Linked DNA regions of Mus musculus: region 2 is linked to region 1. Evidence: chromatin loops called from intact Hi-C (ENCODE). Cell type or tissue: left cerebral cortex. All regions are shown on one strand. Each heading gives the region's core, and the rest is flanking DNA. Links, peaks and the distances in the headings are about the cores only.

What was found. Hi-C counts contacts between places; a loop is a spot of excess contacts. Peaks named below come from ENCODE experiments on the same cell type or tissue, not always from the same donor. Only the 100,000 strongest peaks of a DNase experiment are listed, where the experiment ranks them.
Region 2: a loop joins it to region 1, with 15 times the contacts of the local background. A loop is called at or near these places in 1 of 42 quality-filtered maps.

The regions. Positions count from the first base shown.
Region 1 is chr3:153,723,211-153,727,598 of GRCm38, reverse strand. St6galnac3 (ST6 (alpha-N-acetyl-neuraminyl-2,3-beta-galactosyl-1,3)-N-acetylgalactosaminide alpha-2,6-sialyltransferase 3) reads left to right here and starts at 2,466. Exons shown (of 5, transcript NM_011372.2): 1 at 2,466-2,554. The coding sequence starts at 2,537. In left cerebral cortex, for the core only: a CTCF peak has its summit at 2,592; DNase peaks (open chromatin) are centred at 1,210, 2,419 and 2,686; H3K4me3 peaks cover 1,674 bases; H3K27ac peaks cover 1,190 bases.
Region 2 is chr3:153,910,882-153,915,269 of GRCm38, reverse strand. It overlaps Rabggtb (Rab geranylgeranyl transferase, b subunit), which reads left to right and starts at 3,067. Exons shown (of 8, transcript NM_011231.2): 1 at 3,067-3,345; 2 at 4,382-4,388. The coding sequence starts at 3,211. It overlaps Gm24494 (a small nucleolar RNA gene), which reads left to right and starts at 3,580; the gene lies at 3,580-3,660. It overlaps Snord45c (small nucleolar RNA, C/D box 45C), which reads left to right and starts at 3,081; the gene lies at 3,081-3,141. In left cerebral cortex, for the core only: a CTCF peak has its summit at 2,295; DNase peaks (open chromatin) are centred at 1,210, 2,192 and 3,777; H3K4me3 peaks cover 2,388 bases; H3K27ac peaks cover 2,569 bases.

The DNA.
Region 1 (4,388 bases), core at 389-4,388:
GAGAGAGAGAGAAGGAGGAGCAGAGGAGGAGAGGAAAGAGAGAGAAAGAGATGCTTAAACCATCTTTGCTTCCTCCTCTTCCTCCTCCTCTTCCTCCTCTACTTCTTCTTGGAAAGAGACACTTCTATATTTTTGAGATGATAATTGCAAAATTTATCTTTTCTCCTTCCTCCCTCCATACCTTCCTATATACTTCTCCCTGTTCTTCAAATTCATGACCTCTTTTTGAAACCTAATTGTTGTTACATGCATATATGTATATACATATATTCCTAAATATAGCCTATTTAACCCATACAATGGTACCTTGTGTGTATGCTGATGTTTCTTCATTGTTAGCAGCTTGCTCCCTGGTGGGGAAGGCCTCTACTGTGTTATGTGTCTCTTATCTTTTCCTCTTTACTGTGATTTAGGATCTTGTCCTGAGATCACAGATCACAGAAACCAATCTCTTATTGCTGACAGGTCCTATAGAAACTTAAAGATTTTTCCCTTCAGCTAATCAGATTAATAAAAACTGACATGAATGAATGAATGAATGAATGAATGAATGGATGAATGAATGAATGAATGTGGGGTCTAGGAGATAACAAGTGTGCAAAGACACTTGTCCCAAGCCTGACAACCCAAGCTTGGGGACAACCTTCGGGGCCACTTGGTAGAAGTTGTTCACCTGGTGACATGAGTGTCCTGCTGCAAAGAAATAAACAAGTGTGCTGAGTTTTCCTGGCCTGCTGTCCCACTTAAGGTTACTCTTGCTATGATGGAACACCATGCCTGAAAGCAACTTGAGGAGAGGACAGGAACCTGGGGGCAGGGGCTGATGCAGATGCCTTGAAGGGGTGTTGCTTACTAGCTTGCTCCTCATGGCTTGCTAGGTCTGCTTTCTTATAGAACCCAGGACCACCAGCCCGGGGTGGTCCCACCCACAATGGGCTGGCCCTCCACATAAATCACTAAATAAGAACATGCCCTACAGGTTTTCCTACAGCCTACTTCTTCTGGAGTCATTTGCTTTTCAGTTGAGTCTCCCGTCTCTCCAGCGAGTCTAGTTTGTGTCAAGTTGACATGAAACTAGCCAGTACACCTGCTAAGACCATTTATTAAAGCTGCAGTTTGAAGTATGCGATCTTTACCAAACCATACTTATAAAATACATGTGCCTTGAAGGCAGAGGGAGGGGTGGGAGGAAGTGGCAACAGAGAAGAGTTTAGTCACCCTGGAGACAGACAGAGCTTGCCTGGGAACAGGCAGTTTGAATAGGACTCTAGTCTTTTCAGTATCTTCCCTGTGATTTCTCCTGTTGAATGTCCTGAGCAATTCCTGTCTGTTGGTGTGGGAGCCATCTCATGACCCTCGGTCACTCTCAGATCACATGCTTTCCCTGATGCTGTGCAGGCCAGCTAATCTGCGAGGGAGATGACTTTAAGGTAGATGTTTTGGGGAGTAATTTAAAGACTTGTGTGACTTCTAGACAGCAGGAATTTGTGTATCTACAGACCTTTCCTCTCTCTGGGCATAACCTCTTCTTGTAGAAATGATTGTTCTCTTAGCAGGTCTGGTTTGGGACACACAGAGTCCATTAAGGACCCAGAGAGGACCAGGTTCCAGTTTGCCCATGTCACCTCTTGGGTAAATCTGCACTGCTCTTTAACACAGGACAGTTCATGGTGGAGGTCAGGACCTTCCTAGATGTCCAGACTTAAGAGGAAAAGCTAATATGTAACTTGGTTGTTGAAATTTTAACTGAGTTCTCTAAATTCCAAGATAGTAGTAGTGAGTAGCAAAGTCCTGTGCATCATACTCTGTACATAGGTGTACACACATGAACATTATCTTTATACATTGTGTACATAAGCATTTTACGAACTTGCAACAGAATACAACAGTCACAGCTGCATATGTTTATGTGCCCATATGCTACACATGCTGTGCACAATGTCACATTGTGTGAAGATTGTGGCTTCTTTTTTGAAGACCAAGAGTGTTCAATCTTTCAGCATCTCTAGTTGTTTGTGTTTTCAGGTTGACAGACGATCAATCATAACAAGAGACGCACACCACAGAATTCTGCAGTGCCCAAGGGCTAGCCCTGGGCACTTCCAGCTGCTTTCGAAGAATCCTGTGATGGGCCCCATGCCTGCATCGGAATGGTGCCAAACAAAGCTAACTTTTTGGAAAGTGGCACATCTGTGGGTTCTCTGATGGGCGAGTGCAGCTGGAAGGGCCACCTTCTGTCCTCAGGTTAAGCAGATCTGGGTCTGCTGCAAGCCGGGCTTTACATACCTCCATCTGCAGAAGGGTTTGGAAAAAAAGGTGAAGTAGTAGCAGCGGTGGAGTAGCAAGCAGTTGCGGGCTGCACGGAGGGCACGTGACTAGGGGCGGGGCCTCGTGTGGCGCCAGCCAGTGGCGGGGCTCGGGGGTGGGGCCTGAGCGCGCAGCTCCCGCGGCCCGGCTCGCTCTGCGGGAATGTGGGCTGGAGTGGTCCAGCTGCGGGGCCGAGGTGCAGCGAGCCACAGGGTCGATCCATAGCGCCATGGCCTGCATCCTCAAGGTAACAGCTCGGCGGTGGGCCGCATGCGAGCTCCGCCTGCTGGGTGCGCCGAGGCGTGGAGCCCGCCGCGGTCCCGCCGCATCCTCAGCCCGCCCGTCTCTTCCTGGCGTCGGCTTCCTTTTTGTTCCTTTGGCCAAGGCATCTGGGTGGGAGACTATGTAATGTGCGTTGGGCACAGACTCCTTGCCTGCACTGCTGCCGGCTGGCTCCTGTCTGGAAGGAGCTGGGCAGGGAGCGCGCGGCGGCGTGCCGAATGATGGGTATAGCAGGCGGAGCAGAGGGTGCTCCGAGACTTGGGTCAGGGCAGCCCGCGGCCTGTGGGGGGCCATGGGCTGAAAAGGAGTGGCCCAGCATGGGTGAGGGGCACAGCGTTTGAGAGGAGGAGGAGAGGGTGCAGAGAGCCCGCAGCCTTTGCTCCCGGGAACACATAAACTTCTAGGTCTACAGGTAGCCCTGTAGGGATGAGTTTTCTGGGGAACTAGCTCCAGGTGCCGGGACTTAAGTTGGAAAAGTTCATTAGATGGACATAGGTAGAATGTTGGACTTCCTTAGGCTCACATGTGAACAGACAGTATCTACCCAGAGTCCAGCCCTATTTTGCTGAGTTCTTTCAAGCCTTGGTACATTCCATGTTCTTAGTGACTCCTTAGCCACAGGCTTGAAGGCTTTGCGTGGACCTACTTGGTGAGGACCTTTTCTGGGAAGACTTGTTTCCAACTCACCGAGAAAGTTCACTCCCTAGCCTGTTCTGGTTTTTCCTCGCTGTCCTTATTCAGTTGCCCAGTCTGACTCCGTGGATCCAAACTTGAGCAGCATGAAGGTTTCCCATCCCGGAGAGAAAACTAAGGTGTTCGGTTTCCAGCCCCGAGAAGGTGCTGTGTGACCAAGGGCCACACAGAACAGTCTTGTGTGTCGTAGCACTTAATATAGTCTTGGGCTGCTGTTGAAGTTGTACCAGTCATCCTTCCCTCTCATGAAGCGAGGCAGCAGACCCTTATTGTGACTTTCCTGAGCTTGCCGTTTGTTTTGGAACACTTTCCACGCCTTTTCTTTTCTTTTTTTTTCCCCAAGGGTGGCAAAGTTAGGAGGAAATAATCCATTGGTATCACAGAATGCAACTTGAACTCACAGGAACTGGAACTAGGTCACCACATCGTCTCTATTTATTTGTGTCATTTGCTAAAAGGAAATCAAGGCGCCTGCCATGTCCTGTTGTTGGTCATGTCTTCCTCTATTGGTTTTTCCCCTGTCATGCATCTTCTGTCTGTGTGAGTGTGCTTGCTCTGGAGTGGTGCTGCTGATTGGACTTTTACAAATGCCAAGGTCCTGTCTGGTCACAGGGCTATATCCCCAGATCCCTCGAGGCATCTCTAGTGCAGATCCAAGGGCACACATAGATCTCACCTGTCATCCCTCACACAGAGGAGCCCCTCCTTACTTGCCTTCAAACCCTAACCATGAATCAAGATGAATAAAGATTAAGCAAATTCATCAGAATTCTGGCTCCGCCTCCGGTCACCTGTGTGGCCTTGGACAAGTTACACGACTCTGAATACTAAGTTGTTCAACATAAGATCAAAATAGTCACACAAAGTCTGTCAGGTTGCTACGGAGATGGGGCAAGAAGGACTTAGGGATACAGGTGTGTAAAGCCACTGCTTTCCTGATGTTTAGTAATGATGAGTTAGTTACATCATTCTGAACCCCCAGTCTTTCCATAGGATATAACTTTGGCTCCCTCGTAAGCCCTGAAGGGCCACAGTGCTTGTTTGCAACTCCACTTTTAAGGGAAAGAGTCTTGAGTTTCCTAAACTCCAAGTTAAGGACAGAGTGA
Region 2 (4,388 bases), core at 66-4,065, 190 kb before region 1:
TCCCGGAAGTCTGGAAAATTAATAGACACTGGCTACTCTCTCCTCATTTCTCATCTTTGCAATCAACTGTGTCCTACAGTTGATAAAATCAATGCCATTCATTGATGAAATGAACACTGCTCCATGATACAGTCAACACGTTAAGGCCAGCTAGACACTGCCTCTATCCTAAACGCTAGTGAGCTAGGACTATAGTTCCAACAGTTCACAGCATGAACCTTAATTAAAACTGTTCTAACTATGGGCTGGAGAGGTGGTGCCATGGCTAAGATCAGTTCTAGCATCCACGTGGCAGCTCACAGCTGTGTGTAATTCCAGATCTGGGGGACTCTACATCCTCTCTGCCCTCTTTAGGCAACACACACACACACACACACACACACACACACACACACACACACAGGCAGACAAACTGCCAATACTAAATAAGAATAAATAGATCTTTAGAAATCTTAATAGCAATAAACGTTTCCCTCTTTTATTTTGGAGGGTAGAGTTGTACTATGTAGCCCAAGCTGGCCTCAGACTTACTAAACAGCCTAGGATGGCATCAAATTTGTAATCCTCCTGCCTCAGCTTTACAGGTGCTGGCATTATAGGTATTTTCTACCATTTACAAAGTGACAGGCACTTCTCTGGGTAGAGAAAGTAGACATCCATTTAACAGTAACAATATAATGCGTGCCCTACAGATTGTTTTAATTTTTTTTCCTAAGTCACATTTTAAAAAGTGAAAATAGATTACATTAATTTTATAATATATTTAACCCAATATATCTAAAATATCACTTCAGCCAACAGTGCTTCTCCCCCTTGTTCTTTGACCATTTTATGCATGTGTAGAATGCATTCTGATTATTCTTGCTCCCTACCATTTCTTATCTCCCTCCCACACATCAGCTTCTTCTCCTCCTTACAACCCTCATTCCCACATTCATGTCTTTTATTTTGTGACTCACTGAGTTTAACTGGGGCTGTCTGTGTGGCCATGGGGTTGGAGAAGTCCACCGATGCCTGGTCAGCTTGCCAGCAAGCACATATAAAGAGAATGACTCCCCCTTTCTCAGTATATGTGTCTGTACCCATTAGGTCAGCAGAGAGGGGCAAGGCCCCAGAATCCCTTCCCCATCGATGACTGACCCTTGTCAGGGTCATTCATGTGCAAGCCCAGTGCAGATAAACACAGTGACTCTGAATTCAAGGTTGCAGTGGCTGTTGTGCCCAGAAGATGGCTTCTCAGCCTTTTCCGATTACTTTCTCTTATATTCTTTCTGTGTCCTTCTTCAATGATAGTCACTAAGCTCTAAAAAGAGGTTAGCCCTCAACAGATGTATTTTCTGAGAACCTTGGGCAGCCAAGAGTCTCTGCATAGAAAGGCTTATCTGAATATGGCTAAGAGTAGCATTTTTTTAATGAATATAAGCATAGATATTCAGAAGGCAGCCAACAAACTTTAAAATGAGAAGTGTGGCACACAATTTGTATTTTACGATTACAGCATTTTCCAGTTTAGACTGGCCACATTCCAATCCCTCCCGTGGCTGTATCTGACATCTTGGCTTTAGAGTGATAAATGAACTTATAACTAGTTAGTTGCATTGCAGCTATAGTTCTTTAGGGTGGGGAGGCATACTTTATTCTTTGAAGAGGCAAACTGGGCGGGGGAGATCGCATGCCTAGCATTTTCAGTTGTGAGTTCAAGGCCCAGGACTTTAAAAAAAGGTTAAAAATGAAGAGGTTAAACCATATTAATTTACCAGCACAGAGTGGAAAAATTAACCTTATTTTAATGATTTCTGGGATCAAAACGAAGCATGTATTTTCACCTGGTGTCTTTCAAGGATCTTTCCATAGCAATATATGTGGCGCTTTTTGATTAGCTGGGTAACAGACACTCTATAACTGATCAATCTTCGAGGGTATTGGGGATAGGGACTCGAGCTCAGGTTGGCTTCCAAGTGCCTACACAGCTGAGGATTTGGATCACTGATCCTCCTGCCTCCGCTTTCCCAGTGCTGGGATAACAGGTCTGCACTAGCACTCCGGGTTTGAACGCTGTGGTTGACATCAATGTCCAGGCTCCTTGAATGCTAAGGAAAGCTCTTTGCAAACTGAGCGACATGGGGTCCTTCAGGCAGACTCGTAGCCGGCTGCATCGTGACCGCGGAGTCCTTCAGGCAGGTGTGCGACCGGCTAAATCGCGGCCGCGGGGTCCTTCGGGCAGAGCGTGGCCAGCTACGTAGGGCGTGGGCGGCCGGGCGGGCGCGTGTGCGCAGGCGCGCGGGCCCTGACTCCCCGTGCTCCCGCGCGCTTCAGTCTTTCGGCGGTCGGACATGGTGAGAGCACCGTCGCTGCGGTGCGCGGAGGCAGGGGTGGTCTGGGCGGTGGGTCGGGCTGCGGGGCATCGCGGGCTCGCACAGCATGGGGAACAGGCGGGCCTGCAAGGCGATCATTCTTGTGGGGCCCAGGCTGGCCTGGAGCTCTCCGCAATGCCCCTGCCTCGGCCTCCTTAGGCCATACTTGGACTGCCGCTTGAGCTGTGTATGGCTCAGCGTTTTCTGCACTTCTCGAGGCCTGGGATCTTATCCGCGGACCGTGGGCGAGCCTTCCTGGATTGGGCCGCCTGATATTTTTTCTTAACATCGGGGACTTGTACGTGCCTGTATTTTGAAGGTTACATGATCATTTACGAATGTTGTTTCATAGTTAAACATTTTAACTGGGATGGAAGGAAGTCGGCCTTGGCCCACGCCTTTTAATCCTAACACTCTTGGATTAAAGAAGTGAGGCAGAAGCAGGTGGCCTGGTCTACACAGGGAGTTCCAGACCAGACAGGGCTTCATAGCCGAGACTCTGAATAAAGTAGGAAATTTATTTTGGCAATCGCTTTGACCTACTTATTGGGTGAGTCTTAGAATCGAAGGTGGAATTTGGAGCTAATGGGTCTGATTATTTAGCAAAGGGGTTAGCATGTGAAGACTGTAGAAAGGTGCGCTGAAGCCTCAAACTTGTTAAGCAAGAGTGTGTATTTCTGGCATAACTCAAAAGATAAGCGTCAAGATTCGGGTCAATGATGAGCTGGCATGTATTCTGAATCTAAAGTTGATTATAAACCACTTTAGCTCTAGAATTACTCTGAGACCTGAAAGAAAAAAAGTACTGAGATCTGGCTATGTGTGAGTCTGAGATGTCACGATTTCCGGATGGTGAATGGGATCTCTGCTTTTTTCTTGGAAGGGCACACAGCAGAAAGACGTTACTATCAAGTCAGATGCGCCTGACACCCTGTTGCTGGAGAAGCATGCCGATTATATTGCTTCCTATGGCTCAAAGAAAGATGATTATGTGCGTATGATTCTTTTTTCTGTTGAAAGGTTTCTAAGACTAACAGCAATAAGTATAATACTTACTTGTATAATACTAATTGAGAGGCCTGATTTAAAATGTATTATAGGTGTACCTTGTATATCAGAGGTTGGTATTTGACCACATCAGTCATGTGCTGGTACATAAAGGGCGGAAGTGCAGGGCTGCAGGTAGAAGGGGTTTGCTCATTTCTGTCTGGGGTAAAACCTTGAAGGTCAATGATGTGTTGGCATGTATTATCTGAATTCGCTGATGTGTCATAACACTTTAGCTCTAGAATTACGCTGAGACCTTGAAAAGGTTTTACCTAAACTTGATGTAATGGTGTGCCTGGGGAAATGGCCGGGGAGGTTGCCAGCAGCAAGCAGGGGTGGCTGAGTTTGAGAAGGCCCAAGCTGTGGGGGGACCCTCCAAGGAGGAGTCATTTGGGTAAAAGTATTTGTGCAGCAGCTCTCTGTCTTAGAGAGCGTGGCATTTGACTGTCTTTACAACTTTTCAGTTAGTGGGAATCATAGGCCCAAATGTGTGGCCTTCTTGCCAACTGTGCACCTGGTTCTTTTGGGTTTGGTTTGGCAGCACGCCAGTGAGGCCTTCACCTGAATAAATGCTTGTGAGGTAATGCTTCATTTGGTTCCCATCTTTAGCGTCATTTATCTTTCCGTATTCATAGACTTCATTTGTAGAATGCAATAATTGATGCTTAGTAAACAGTAGGCATCAATACTGCTTTTGGTTAATTCACCTGAGGTTAGCACTTGGAGACTAAGAGTATTGGCTCTCAATCTTCTTGCTGCTGTGACCTTTCCTAACAGTTCTACGTGTTGTGGCGATCTCCGACCATGAGATAACTTTTGTTGCTACTTACTTCATAACTAGTTTCATTGTTAGGAATCAGAATGTGGGGCCCAAAGGGTCGGCAACCGCCACTCTAAAGCCTTACGAGTTGTTCACAGCTGACTTAGGTAGAGGTGGGTTATGTAAAGTCAGAGTGGCAAATCTGAGATGCTTCTCCTAGGAATACT